Regions from separate parts of the Homo sapiens genome. Here all the other regions are linked to region 1. A link is an interaction called in ENCODE POLR2A ChIA-PET data of the cell type or tissue named here. Cell type or tissue: MCF 10A. All regions are shown on one strand.

Region 1 (5,000 bases):
TGGGCTGAGCATTCTGAACCAGATTCAGGAAGGACACTTTTTGGAATGTTTATCTTATAAATGTTCCCAGCAGTCTTCCCTGGTCAGATAGGAGTGGGAAACCCTGCCTGCATCATGCCCTTCCTGACGATTCAGAGTACATAAAGTTGTGAGCAGCCCTGAGACATCCTGAACAGGAGTATTTCACCCCAGGAAACTCCTTTACAGTCGGGCTTCATGGGCTGCATGTGGCATGTTTGGCTAACGTGGGCAGGAATGGGAAGCTGCTGGAAGAAAAGTAGGAAGTTTGCAGAACAGAAATAAGAACTGGTCAACAGGGGAAGGGAGGGAAGTGAGTCGTGAGTGCTGGGACTATCCTACCAGGGCTACAGGTGTGGCGGGGGGTTGGGGGGACTCCCAAAGGAAAGTGGGATGGGGTTCTTTCTGGAAGATTCCCATGGCTACTGTACGCCCTTAACCCTGCCCTGACTGGAACAGACGAATTCTTTGTTTTCGAAAACAATGCCAGCTCACAGAAAAAGACAGAAAACACTCCATGCGTATGTAACTTATGAAGCTTATGTAACTTTAATCCCCAGACATGAAAGAACTTTTTTAAAGAAATAGACTAATTAACCTAGAAATGTAGATGCAAAATTCTGTATAAAATATTAGCAAATCAAATCCCAGAAGAAAAATACAGTATGACTAACTAGGGTTTGTTTCAAGCATGCAAGAATAGTTCAGCACATCACAATTCATGATAACAGATTAGAGGAGAAAGGCCTTATGGTTTTAGCAATTTATGCCAGAAAAGCATTTTGGGGAAGAAACCCAAATATTTCTAATAAGAATTACATAAGTAAAATATCACCAGTGCTGATATTGACTGTTTCCTTTGTGAGGCATGGATTCATCCAAGTAATAAGTAATAATGACAGTGAATAGTAAGACAATAAAATGTAATGAAAAGGAGAAATGCAGCTGGGCGTGGTGGCTCACGCCTGTAATCCCAGCACTTTGGAGAGGGAGAGGCAGGCGGATCGCTTGAGCCCAGGTGTTTGACACCAGCTTTGCCAACACGGTGAAAACCCATCGCTACAAAAAATACAAAAATAAGCTGGGCGTGGTGGTGCGCCCCTGTAATCCCAGCTATTTGGGAGGTTGAAGCAGGAGAATTGCTTGAGCCTGGGAGGTGGAGGTCACAGTGAGCCAAGATCGCACCATTGCACTCCGTCGAGGGCAATGGGAGTGAAACTGTCTTAACAACAAAGGAGAAATACTGAAAAAGAAGGAAAAAAGTATGGCTTGGTCGAAAAACCAAGGAGATTCTTTATGTGGGCTATTTTTTAACGACAATAAGAGAGAAGAATTAGGATGAAATCAAGAATAAATGAGGAAGGGTTTACTGTTTCTCCTCTGACCCTTTTCCTGCCCACAGCACTACCTGACATGCTTCAGCGGCACGATCGCAGTGCCCTTCCTGTTGGCCGATGCCATGTGTGTGGGGTACGACCAGTGGGCCACCAGCCAGCTCATTGGGACCATTTTCTTCTGTGTGGGAATCACTACTTTGCTACAGACAACGTTTGGATGCAGGTGAGATTGGGGTACTAATGGGGGATGCCAAAGCCCCCAGAAGGCATTGAGCGCAGAAGGCATTGAGCTGCGCCGTTTGCCTAGGGCTGTTGGCAAGGACAGAATGGAGGCACGGGAATGTCCTAGTGGCCGTTGGTCCCCACCCCTCAGTGTTCCTCCCAGTCATTTCCTCTCTTGGTGAATGGCACCACCGCCACCTTCCCCTACCCAGTTGTCCAAGCTGGAAACTCAGCCTCACTCTCCTTCCCCTGCCCCCTTGGCAAGTCATGCTCGCTCCCCAGCACCCCTCTGTGCCCCTATTCCTTACGTTCAGACCAGAGTGTCCCACCAGGCTCCCCGTTGGCTTCCCTGCCTCCAGGGCACTGCTCTTGGACTCACTTTGTGCCCCACACCCAGTGCCATCTTTCTACTTCCACACCCTCCTCAGGGTGAGCCACACTGCAGCTCTCCTCCCTTTTTACACACCAGGCTGCACCCAGCATTTAGGCTTGCCCTTGCTCTCTGCCCCACTTCCATCTCCAGCCATGCCTCTGAGCCCTGTCTCCTGCCTTCCCTGGCCTCACTCCCAAGGGCCCGCTGTCTACCTTCTTGTGTGTCTTCCCTCAACCCGCCTGGCACACAACAGCTCATCCTCCAGGCCCAGCTTGTCCTGCCCTCCCGACTCTGTGGAGCCCTTCATTGTTCTCTGAATTCCCACCTTGTTTTCATCCTTCCAGTGTGGCCTTTATTCCAGTTTGTCCTTTTTGTTTCTATGTCTTTTTCCCACGGTGCTTCCTCCTTGATGCCAGGGCTTTGGCTTGTTCACTTCTGCATTTCCAGCCACCAGCTTAAATGGACGTGGAGCTGGCACAGGAAGGAAGAGAAACATCCTTATCTACCTTCCTACCTCCTCCTGCAAGCTTGTCTTTTCCTCTCCTTTCCTGCTCCTCTCCCCTCTTCGCAGTGCAGCCTCTTGCTTTACCCCAGGGCACTGCTCAGGAAGTGGAGCCTGCTCTGGCAGGACTGTCCTAAGTTCACGGCCAGCTGTCTCTTGCTCTGTCAGAGACAGGCTGAGTAAGGCCTGGCCCTCCCTGCGGTGGGAGGTGGGTGTGAGCTGAAGTCAGGGACTGCATTCTGATGAGTCAGAATCCTTCGGGACCTCAGGGTTGCCCTAACGCGGCACGGGGATAGGGGAGCCTTGGAGGGCGGTGAGCCATGTGCAGGTGTTCTGGTTGCCAGGATAGGCCACACCCTGGGAGGGTAGGCTGCAGGTCTGCTGATGGAAAGAAGCTATGTGGACTAAAGGCTTTGGGGCTGGCAAGCTCTGATGGTTCCCAGATCCCAGCCCTTGCTAGTCTGCCCACAACCACCAAGCTGGGCTGAAGGGAGGAGGGTCTCCTCAAACCCCCCAGGGGGCAGGGCAGGGATATCACTGACCGACTAGGGGAAGGAGATGTGGTCTGGGCCTTCCAAGAAGGGCTCAACCTGACTAGCACCCTCTTTCATTCTTTGGGTACAGTGTTCAGGGCTCTGTGCTTCAAGTCCAGAGTGCACGGCAGAGCTTTTTTTGGCTCACTCAGGATCCTTACCTTGCCCATGGAGCACTGGTTCTCTGGGGAGATGTTCTTTTTCTAAACCGCTGACTTATCCGTGGATTTGTAGGCATAATCCCTCTGTGAATTTGGTCAGTGTCTCTAGCTGAGCATTATTGGTTGACCTGAATAGGGGATGAAAGCTGTGTTTATTGCAGTGAAGTGTGTACCGTGTGCAGCTCTGCCCCAGCTCATGCCAAGGAGGCCAGGCCTGGCCAGCAGCTGAGCCTGATGGGCAAAGTTGCTAATGGGACACAGAAGGGAGGGCCTGGGGGAACTTGGGGTAAATACTTTTGGTCACAGAGGGCATCATCTTGCCCACTGTTGGGGCACAAGACCTAAACAGAACTACCTGGGTCAGCGTGGTTCACCTCCCTGCTGGCCTGGGAAGCAGTTTGAGCGGAGTAAGAACAGGAGAGGGATTTGACACCCTACTGGGATGGCTCAGGGACCCAAAATGCAGAGCTGTGGCCTGGAGGAGGGTGCGTGTCTGTGCGCCCCATGCCCACAAGGCTGGGTGAAAGCAGCCTTTCTTGCTGTGTTTGTGAGGAGTCAGAGTGAGTCCCCCATGACCTTTGGCTGTGCAAGGAATGGCAGCCCCACCCCTGCTTCCATCCTCCCCACAGTGTGGCCATTTGCTTAGTCATAAATCAGGTGGTGCTGACTCTAATCACGTCAGCAACTGTGTGCTGCTGGGCAGGTGCAGGTGTGCTGGGGACTTTGGTGGGGTGTTGGGCTTGTGATAGGGGTTTTCTATGGTTGTCGGGGTGTGGGTGGTGCCCGTTCTCTTAACCTGGGCAAAGAGAAAGAGTACTGGCTCAGCCCTGCAGATATTCAGTGACTGGTCTATGTGGCAGGTGCGGGGCCTGGCCATTGTGGGGCGCAATGGTGACATCGAAGCACATGGCTTGCAGCACGAAGGGCAGCGCCATCAGGGAGACACAGTGCATCCTCCAGGGGACTTGGTGGGAGCCCTGGAGGAGGTGGTGTTTGAGACAGGCCCTGCAGGCTCCAAGGGCTCTGCCCAGGAGGGCTGAGGGAGCAGCTTCCATCCCAGCAGGGGCAGGAGCAAAGGCAGGAAGTCACAGCCTGGCATGATCCCCCTGCCCAGGCACACAGAGGCCAGAGCTTGGGACTTATCAACAGGCACAGGGAGCATTCAATGGCTTTGTTAGCAGGGGACTCGCCCCCGGGGCTGTGCCTTGAAGGACGTTACTTGGTTACTTAGTATAGGGGGTGAGGACCATCCCAGGGGATCAGTGACATCCATGAGAAAGGTGATGGGGGCCTAGGCAAGCCTCAGGGGTGTGGGATAGGAAGGTGACTGTGCTAGGACTGAACTCATTCCCCAGTCTCACTCTTTCTCGTCCTGGGGGTCCCTTCCTGCTTTGAATCCTTAGCTGGAAAGAGAAGCAGCACGGAATGGAATGTGCTTCATGTGTCCTGATTAAAGAATCTTTCCAGTGGAGCGGCTTAGAGAGAGCCTTTGGGATGGGGGAGGGGAGCGCCCCTGCCAGCACCTTGTGGGCAGTCTGGGCCTCCCAGGCTGAGGGGGGCTTTTGCTGTGAATCTGAGCCTGCAGTGCTGTGTGTTGCCTGCACCCCTTGCTTCCTCTCCGACCAGCAGGTGGGCAGTGAGCTGGGGCTCCGGTGGGGGCTCCTGCTCCGCACGGCCTCAGACCCTGTCTGCAGACCTTCTTCCGTGTGGGTCCTTAGCACACTTGGGGGCCTGCTGTGCAGGGGGCTGCGTGTCTGAGGCAGCGAAGGGGCACTGAGGCAACGAGAGAGGCCGCTGGTTCCCCCCTTGACTGGCCAGTCACCGTGGGGGGCACGTTTGCTGCACCCCATGTTC
Region 2 (5,000 bases), 56 kb after region 1:
ATCACGTGTGGCATAACTCCTAAATTTTGCAGAGATAAGTTAATACTCTTCATTTCAGCTGATTATTTGAATTTCTCTTGTATTCTTTCTTCTAGCTATAAATTCTTACTGTGTGCTTATACTACACAATTTTATACAGTGTATTAGCCTGTTAGATTTCACTATGTGTTTTGAAAGGTCTATTGCTCACCACTGTTTCCTCTTTTCTTTACTCTGTCTCAACTTGATATCTCTGTTTTGAGTCATTTGGTTTTTTTTCCCCCTCCCCCCCTCCCCTCCCCCCTCCCCTCCCCTCCCCTCCCCTCCCCTCCCCTTCCTTCCTTCCTTCCTTCCTTCCTTCCTTCCTTCCTTCCTTCGTTCCCTCCTTCCTTTTCTTGAGACAGGCCTTGCTCTGTCACCCAGGCTGGAGTGTAGTGGCATGATCACAGCTCACTGCAGCCTTGACCTCCCAGGTTCAAGGGATCCTCCTACCTTAGCCTCCCAAATGGCTGGGACTACAGGCATATACTACCACACCCAGCTAATTTTTGTATTAATATGTTGTGTAGAGATGAGGTTCTGCCATGCTCCCCAGGCTGGTCTTGAAGTCCTGGTCTCAGGCAATCCACCCGCCTTTGCATCCCAAAGTGCTGTGATTATAGGCCTGAGCCACCGTGTCCAGCCTGAGTCGTTTGTTTTTAGACAGAGTTCTTTTCTGTGAGATTTCATTCTAAGGTACAGTACATTCTGATGTTTCTCGTGTCCATAACTTTTTTTACTCTGACATGTCAGTGATATCTTAGTCTAGTAGAAAAGATTCTTAGTTTGCTGTTTTATTATTTATTTATTTTTTAAAATCAGTACTTGTTATTCCACTATCTGTTAGCTTCCTGTGTTGGCCATCCTTTCATTTAATTCATCAACCAAATATGTTAATTTAAAAGTTACATTTGTATGCAGGGATCCTGTGCCATAAAAAATTACATTTTGATAATTGTGCTTAAAGAATTCTCTTTAAAAGGCTGGGCACAGTGGCTCATGCCTGTAATCTTAGCACTTTGAGAGGCCAAGGCAGGCAGATCACTTGAGGTCAGGAGTTCAAGGCTAGCCTGGTCAACATGGCAAAACCCCGTCTCTACTGAAAATACAAAAATTAACCAGGCATGGTAATCCCAGCTACTTGGGAGGCTGAAGCAGAATAATTGCTTGAACCTGGAAGGCGGAGGTTGCATTTGAGCCGAGATCGTGCCGCTGCACTCTAGCCTGGGCAAAAGAGGCTGACTCCGTCTCAAAAAAAAAAAGAAAAAGAAAAAGAATTATATTTAAAATACTTTCACGAAGTAAAAAAAAAAAAGGTGGAGAGATAAAGCATGTGTCAAATTGTGGTTAGATGAGAGCACATGCATATTTTTAAGAGATGTGCTTTGAAATATGTAGGGGTGATATGACATGGTGTCCGAAATTTGCTTTAAAATACATAGTTGAACAAAGCTACAGTAATCAAAACAGTGTGGTGCTATCATAGAGACAGATAGATAGACCAATGTTATAGAATAGAGAACCCAGAAATAAACCCTCACACATATGGTCAAATGGTTGTTTTTTTTCCCCCCGAGATGGAGTTTTGCTCTGTCACCAGGCTGGAGTGCAGTGGCATGATCTTGGCTCACTGCAACCTCTGCCTCCCAGGTTCAAGCTATTCTCCTGCCTCAGCCTCCCGAGTAGCTGGGATTACAGGCACTCACCACCATGCCCAGCTAATTTTTGTATTTTTAGTAGAGATGGGGTTTCACCATGTTGGCCAGATTGGTCTCAAATTCCTGACCTCAAGGTGATCCACCTGCCTCAGCCTCCCAAAGTGCTGGGATTACAGGCATGAACCACCACGCCCGGCCAGTTAAATGGTTTTTATTTTGACCATTTATTAGGAGAAAAGACCGTCTTTTCATCAAATGATGCCGAAAAACTAGATATCCATAGAGAAAAGAATAAGTTGAACCCTTACCAAACACCATATACAAAAATTAACTCATTAGGGACCAAAGACCTACATGTAAGATCTGAAACTATAAAACTCGTAAAAGAAAGCATAGGGCAAAATCTTCATGACAAAATTGGACTATATACACATTTTTTAAATTGTGCATCAAAAGATAATATCAGAGTAAACAGCCAACCCACAGAATGGGAGAAAATATTTGCAAATCATATATCTGATAAGGGATTACTATCCAGAACATTTAGAAAACCCCTAATAACAACAACAAAAACAAACAATGCAATTCAAAAATGAGCAAAGGACTTGAATAGACATTTCTTCAAAGAATACAATACAATATACAATTGACCAATAAGCAATGAAAAGATGTCCAACCTCAGTAATCATTGGGGAACTACAAATCAAAACAATAATGAGGTATCATTTTATGCCCATTAGGATGGCTACTATCAAAAAAAATGGAAAATATTAATAATAAGTGTTGGTGAGGATGCGGAGACATTGGAATCCCTGTGCTCGGTTGGTGAGAATGTAAAATGGTATATCACTATGAAAAACAGTATGGTGGTTCCTCAAAAAAATAGTAATAGAATTACCATATGATTTGGGAGGCTGAGGCAGGTGAATCACAAGGTCAGGAGTTCGAGACCAGCCTGGCCAACATGGTGAAACCCTGTCTCTACTAAAAATACAAAAATTAGCCGGGCGAGTGGCATGCACCTGTAATCCCAACTACTCAGGAGGCTGAGGCAGGAGCATCGCTTAAACCCGGGAGGTGGAGGTTGCAGTGAGCTGAGATCGTGCCATTGCACTCCAGCCTGGGCAACAGAGTGAGGCTGTCTCAAAAAAAAATTACTATATGATTCAGCAATCCCATTTCTGGGTACATACCCAAAAGAACTGAAAGCAGGGTCCCAAAGATATCTGGGCACTGATGTTTACAACAGCATTATTCACAAGTTAAAAAAATGGAAGCAACCCAAGTGTTCATGGGTTGAATGAATAAGCAAATCCATTCAACCTATGGATGAATGGATAAGCAAATTGTTGTATAAATATACAATGGAACACCACTCAACCTTACAAAGAGAGGAAATTCTGACACATTTATCTGTGTTGTACCTTGAGGACATTATGCTAAGTGAAATAAGCCAGTCGCAAAAAGACAAATATTATATAATTCCAATTATATGAGGTACTTAGAGTAATCAAAATCATAGAAAGTAGAATGGCTGTTGCTGGGGGATGGGAGCAGGGGGGAGATGGAGAGTTGTTTGTTTGTTTGTTTGTTTTGTTTTGTTTTGTTTTTCGAGACGGAGTCTAGCTCTGTCTCCCAGGCTGGAGTGCAGTGGTGCGATCTCGGCTCACTGCAACCTCTGCCTCCCAGGTTCAAGTGATTCTCCTGCCTCAGCCTCCCAAGTAGCTGGGATTACGGGTGCCCGCCAGCATGCCCAGCTAATTTTGTATTTTTAGTAGAGACGGGGTTTCACTGTGTTGGCCAGGCTGGTCTGGAACTCCTGACCTTGTGATCCACCCACTTCAACGTCCCAAAGTGCTGAGATTACAAGCGTGAGCCACCGCGCCCCGCCAAGAGTTATTGTTTAATGGGGACAGAGTTTCAGTTTTACAATATGAAAGAGTTCTAGAGATGGATAGTGATGACAATATTATGAATGTATTTCATACCACTGAACTATAAACTTAAAAATGGTTAAGATGGAAAAATTATGTGCATTTTATCACAGTTTTAAAGGTTAATGGGAAAAATTACTGACAGAAGACAAGAAGTTGATGAAACATGTGTGGCAAAATCTTTATGGCTGTTAAATCCGGCTGATGGCATATGGAGATCTATTATATGTTTTACTGTGTGTATGTAAATATTCATGATAAAACTAAATTTTTTAGTTCCAGAAATTTTTTTTTGGTGCTATTCTCAACTCTTTCTAGGAGCTCTTCTAATTTTTTGTTCATGCTGGGGTCTGGCAGCTGACTGAGCAAAGTCAAGGAAGCATAAAACAGCAGAGCAGGTGCAGGGAGCAACAAGCACTTCAGCCTTGTTGGTGCATACAATGTGAACAGAGAGAAGTAAGTAATGAAAATGGAGCCTCTAGCAAGGGCTGGCTAATGGGCTGCCCTGTAGGCCTCAGCAGATGATGTTCTCTCCCCGTTCTCTACACCCCTGGCCCACCTGCATTCCCCTGCAGCTGCAAAGGAGGACAGTTTCCAGCACACTGACAGCTTCCTGCTTCAAGCATCTGTACATCTTGCTTTTCCTCTGCTTAAGGTTTGGGTATCATGGGAGTTTCCTCAGCTGACAGCAGGTATATCCTGGAAGTGAGGGAGGCAGGATCTTAATCTTAACAATGCAAGGCGGGACTTAGTGGGAAAATGCCCCAGCCTTCTACCCTCCGATAGGATGATTCAGAGGAATGTTCCACACAGTATCGCAGAGGACCTACAGGATTGAGCTGCAGTTGCCTACAGGGGGAACCATGTGCACCCAAATTCTTGTCTCAAGGTGTGGTGATTTGAAAATATATTCACAAATTCTTTGACACTCCTCCCTTCAATAGATGGAGCTAATTTCCCTCCTCTTGAGTACGGGCAGATTTAGTGACTGCTTCTAAGGAATAGACTACAGTAGCTGTGATGTGTGTCTTCCAAGGCTAGGTCATAAAAGACTTTACAAATCTCCACCTTGTTCTTTTGAATCATGCCATGGATGCATGCAAGCATGCCTATCAAGGGACAGAACCAAGGCCCTCTGACAATATCCATCTGCCTGAGCCATCTTAGAAGTGGATTCACCAGCCCCAGTCAAGCCTTCAGATGATTGCAGCTCCAGCTGACATCCTGATAGCAACCCAGTGAGAGCCCCTGAGCCTGAACCACTCAGCTGAGCTGCTCCCAAATCCATAACCCACAATAACTGTAAGAAATAATGAGTGTTTGTTATTGTTTTAAGCTGCAAACTTTTGCAGTAATTTGTTCTGTAGCAATAGATAATACGCAGGGGCTG
Region 3 (5,000 bases), 170 kb before region 1:
GGGAATGTTCCATATGCCTAGAGGAGCAGGCCAAAGGAATTCCAGCTGCCCTCTACCCCCTATGCAACTCCTCTTGTGAATGGTGAGAATGGCGCAGACCACTCCCCATGGCCCCACCTCTGTTCCTGAGGGTAGGAGGATTCCTGTCCCCTTCATACCATCCTTGGTACTGAGAGCGATGCTGAAGAGACTGGGATGCTCATATTCTCACAAAGGGACTGCAGGGTGGTACAGATGGCTGGATGCCCAGTACTACATCCATTCTCCCCTTTTTCTTTAGTAATAGAACCACTGAACCTTAGCTGGATGAGTAATAAAACCGCTGGATAATCTTGGCCTAACATGGTGATATGATTTGGCTCTGTGTCCCCACCCGAATCTCACTTTGAATTGTAATCCCTGTAATTCCCATGTATCAAAGGAGGTACTAGGTGGAGGTAATTGGATCATGGGGTGGTTTCCCCCAAGCTGTTCTTGTGATAGTGAGTGACTCTCATGAGATCTGATGGTTTTATAAGCATCTGGCATTTCCCCTGCTTGCACTCACTCTGTCCTGGTGCGCTGTGAAGAAGGTGCCTGCTTCTCCTTTGCCTTCCACCATGATTGTAAGTTTCCTGAGGCCTCCCTGGCAATGCAGAACTGTGAGTCAATTAAACTTCTTTTCTTTATAAATTACCTAATCTCGGATATTTCTTCATAGCAGTGTGAGAACAGACTAATACGCACAGCCATTAATAGAAAAGCTACGTTTTCCAGCATGCCTTCTAACTAGGTATGGTCATGTGGCTAGGTTCTGACCAATGGAACACAGGTGGAAGTTGTTGGAGAAAACGCCTTAAAACGGGAACAGCTGCAATATCAGCTGCAAGACATTCTTTTACCTTTCCACCTGCCTGGGACCTGGATGTGGAACTGCAGTGTGCCTTGCAAACTTGAAGAGAACGACCTTGATAATGGATGGTGAAGCAAGAAAGAGGAGCCTGAGGCTGAGCGCAGTGACTCACACCTGTAATCCCAGCACTTTGGGAGGCTAAGGTGGGCAGATTGCTTGAGCCCAGGAATTTGAGACCAGCCTGGATAACGGTGAGACTCCATCTCTTGTCTCTACAAAAAAATTTTAAAAATAGCCAGGTCTGGTGGTGCATGCCTGTACTCCCAGCTACTCTGGAGGCTGAGGTGGGAGGATCACTTGAGCACAGGAGGCGGAGGTTGTAGTGAGTCATGACTGTGCCACTGTACTTCAGCCTGGGCAACAGAGTGAGACTCTGTCTTAAAAAAAAAAAAAAAGCAGAGGGGGGCTGGGTGGGGAGGCCGGGTGTGGTGGCTCATGCCTTAATCCCAGAACTTTGGGAGGTTGAGGTAGGTGGATCATGAGGTCGGGAGTTCGAGACCAGCCTGGCCAACATAGTGAAACCCTGCCTCTACTAAAAATACAAAAATTAGCCGGGTGTGGTGGCACGCACTTGTAGTCCCAGCTACTCGGGAGGCTGAGGCAGGAGAATCGCTTGAACCCAGGAGGTGGAGGTTGTGGTGAGCCAAGATGGCACCATTGCACTCCAGCCTGGGTGACAGAGCAAGACTGTCTTAAAATATATATATATATATATATATATATATATATATATATATATATATATATGAGCCTAAACACTGTTGACATTGTGGCATATTCATCTGCAGCGTGGTGGGCAGTTCCAGGACACCTGACATGTTCCCACTGCAGAAACCACACGGGTTTCTCCAGCACCACTGAGACTTGCTCAGCCTGTGTAGAGTAGCCTGGACATACTGGGGCTTTATTTTCCTGAGGACAACCCTCAACCAATGAGTGCCAGGAATCAGTGAGTAACTGCCCACCTGTTTTCCCCCCTCACCGGATAATTCTGAAGCATCTTTTACCCAGCTCTGCAGAGGATCCCTGCAGGACTGAGCCTGGTGCCCGCAGTGATCATCTGCACTTCAATGCACCTTTCCTTGGCTTTCCGCCCTGCGCCGTTTCTCACTTCTCCACTACTTGGAGTCCTTTCCAAAGAAACTATCCATACCTGAAATCTACTTTTACGTAAACCCAAGCTAAGACGGTGGAATATTGCTTCATTTTGAAGTCAGTGGGAGCAATTAAAAGCTTAAACAGGGGCTTGGATGTATGTGGATTGGCAGCTGAGGACCCCAGGGGTGGGGGCCAGAGACTGGAAACAGGTGAGTGAGGGGATGAACACCCTCCTGCCTGTGAGGGATGATGAGCATGAACCCGGGTCAGCGAAGTTCTGTCTGACCCAAGGGACAGTCAAGGTGTGACCTCGTTAATCACAGGTGTGAATAACCAGGAGGAGGGTCCTTGGGTATGTTTGGGGTTTTGATTTTTTTTTTTTTTTTTTTGAGACAGAGTCTCTCTCGCTCTATCGCCCAGGCTGGAGTGCAGTGGCACAATCTCACTGCAACCTCTGCCCCCCGGGTTCAAGCTATTCTCCTGCTTCAGCCTCCCAAGTAGCTGGGACTACAGGCATACGCCACCACACCCAGCTAATTTTTTTGTACTTTTAGTAGAAACGGGGTTTCACCATGTTGGCCAGGCTGGTCTCAAACTCCTGACTTCAGATGATCCTCACACCTCAGCCTCCCAAAGTGCTGGGATTACAGGCGTGAGCCACCGCGCCCAGGCAACATTTTTGTTTTTTAAAAAATGTTCTCTTTCCTCTGCTCCCTAGTTTTGCCTTTTCTGGGATGCTCCAGAACTCTAGGAGGACAAAAAAGCCCTTCATGTCCAACATTAGAGGAAGGCAGCATCCTCCAAAGAAGAGTGACTCACCCTGACCAGCTGGCAGAGAAGCCCAAGGCCAGGCCCTGGGATGTGGAGAGCCAGTCCCAGCCTGGTCTGGAAGGAGGCGTGCCAGGGTGGCAATGATGCATCACCCACGTGGTTTACTGGCCTTGACTAACCTGACCATGACTTAGCAAAGCTGTGAGGTTTCCCAGTCTGGGCCAATATGGGTGTGCGGGTAGAATACAGCCAGCATGGGGAGGCGAAGGCCTGAGCAGCATGCCAAAACCGGGAACTTGTGGCCTCCTTCGCCATCACCGCAGCCCCTCTCCACCCTTCCTCACATCAGCCCCTGCTTCCCCGGTCATTCCAGGGACGGGGGTCTCCAGTGCAGCCCACTCCTCGTCATGGTATTACTCCAGTACAACTCCAATCTGACCTACAGTTTTGGTGTTTGGCATGGCAGGGGCGTGATCCCTACTACATACAACCAGTGAGTCACAGACCTTTGGTCCAGTCTGTGGACTGGTCACTTCCTGTCCTTCATATGAGCTCCCACAGAACCCGGGTCCTGCTCCAGAGCCCAGGCGTTAGACAGGCCCTGGCCTTAACCCGGTTATCTCAGAGGCATCCCACATGCGTCCAGGACACCTGGGAAGCTGGTGGTAGTGAGGAGTGAAGGGCAGTAGGGGGCCTCTGCTCTGGCCCCCTGGCTTCCTGCAAGCCAGGAAAATAGGCCCCACTCACAGCCACTTCTCCCCTGCTGGCTAGCCTCAAAGAGATCATTAGAGGGACTTTGCTGCCCATAACAACAAGGACCATTGGTGAAAACAAGCAGCTCAGGGAAATGGATCATGGAAATCACAGAAACAGAGATTTCTCTGTTCCCATCCCCTAAGATCACCAGTGCCCCTGCTCCTGACAATTGGTCACCTCTCAGCCAACATCTGAGCCTCTGGTGTCCCTTCCTTGTGACAGAGTTCATGATACTCATGGGTTATTTCAATGCATTGGGAAGTTAATCTTTTTTTTTTTGAGAGATGGGGTCTTGCCATGTTGCCTAGGCTGTTCTCAAACTCGAGCTCAGGTGATCTTTCCCACCTCGGCCTCCCAAAGTGCTGGGATCACAGGTGAGAGCCACCACACCTGGCTGAGGAAGTTAGTCTTTATAATGAGACTAAACCTGCCTTCCTATATTTTTCATCTTTTCATGTGCTTATTGGATATTTGCATTTCATTCATGGAAAAAAAAAGATATCTTTTTGGTTTTTGTTTTTTTAATAGAGATGAGATCTCACTTTGTTGGCCCAGGCTGGTCTCAAACTCCTAAGCTCAAGTGATCTTCCCACCTTGGTCTCCCAAAGTGCTGGGATTACAGGCATGAGCCACCACGCCTAGCCCCTGGTATTTTTTTAATCTGTACAAGTATCTGTACTTTGGTTTTCTTTCTTACTACAAATGCTATCTTTGTTTTCAACTCTTTTTTTTCTTTGATCACCTTTTTCAAAAATGTCCATTTTATTATTTTTCCTTCATTGAATTAGCATTTGGTTTGATAAAATTTATTATTGAGTTTTGTTTTCATTTGATTTATTTTTGTTTTCATCTTTAGTAATTTTTGCTTATACTTCCTTTGGACTTATTTTGCTATTCACTTGTCAGCCTCCTAGGTAGAAAATTTAATTTACTTAATGTCAGTCTTTTTTTATTTTGAGACGGAGTTTCGCTCTTGTTGCCCAGGCTGGAGTGCAATGGCGTGATCTTGGCTCACCGCAACCTCCACCTCCTGGGTTCAAGCGATTCTCCTTCCTTAGCCTCCCAAGTAGCTGGGATTACACCCACGCCCCACCACACCCAGCTAATTTTGTGTTTTTAATAGAGATGGGGTTTCTCCATGTTGGTCAGGCTGGTCTTGAACTCTCGAACTCAGGTGATCCACCTGCCTCGGCCTCCCAAAGTGCTGGGATTACAGGCGTGAGCCACTGCACCCGGCCTGATAATGTTTTTGTTTTTGTTGTTTTTGAGATGGAGTCTTGTTCTGTTGCCCAGGCTGGAGTGTAGTGGTGCAATCTCAGCACACTGCAACCTCCGCCTCCTGGGTTCAAGTGATTCTCCTGCCTCAGCCTCCCGAGTAGCTGGGACTACAGGTGTGCGCTACCACACCTGTCTAATTTTTGTATTTTTAGTAGAGACAGGGTTTCACCATATTGGCCAGGCTGGTCTCGAACTCCTGACCTCA

The links. ChIA-PET counts read pairs that join two places held together with the same protein. Peaks named below come from ENCODE experiments on the same cell type or tissue, not always from the same donor. Only the 100,000 strongest peaks of a DNase experiment are listed, where the experiment ranks them.
Region 2: POLR2A ChIA-PET joins it to region 1 with 5 read pairs; 2 of 35 experiments call an interaction of 5 or more read pairs at or near these places.
Region 3: POLR2A ChIA-PET joins it to region 1 with 5 read pairs; 3 of 35 experiments call an interaction of 5 or more read pairs at or near these places.

Annotation. Positions count from the first base shown.
Region 1 is chr20:4,896,133-4,901,132 of GRCh38, reverse strand. It overlaps SLC23A2 (solute carrier family 23 member 2), which reads left to right. Exons shown (of 17, transcript NM_005116.6): 6 at 1,421-1,578. Among named protein-coding and RNA genes, the nearest start is that of RASSF2, 75 kb to the right of the region's middle. RefSeq lists an enhancer at 3,843-4,364. In MCF 10A, no CTCF peak of the experiment used is centred here; a DNase peak (open chromatin) is centred at 2,672.
Region 2 is chr20:4,840,140-4,845,139 of GRCh38, reverse strand. No RefSeq gene overlaps it. Among named protein-coding and RNA genes, the nearest start is that of RASSF2, 19 kb to the right of the region's middle. In MCF 10A, no CTCF peak of the experiment used is centred here; no DNase peak of the experiment used is centred here.
Region 3 is chr20:5,064,050-5,069,049 of GRCh38, reverse strand. It overlaps a transcript of TMEM230 not described here. Among named protein-coding and RNA genes, the nearest start is that of TMEM230, 47 kb to the left of the region's middle. RefSeq lists an enhancer at 2,673-3,173. In MCF 10A, no CTCF peak of the experiment used is centred here; DNase peaks (open chromatin) are centred at 929 and 2,899.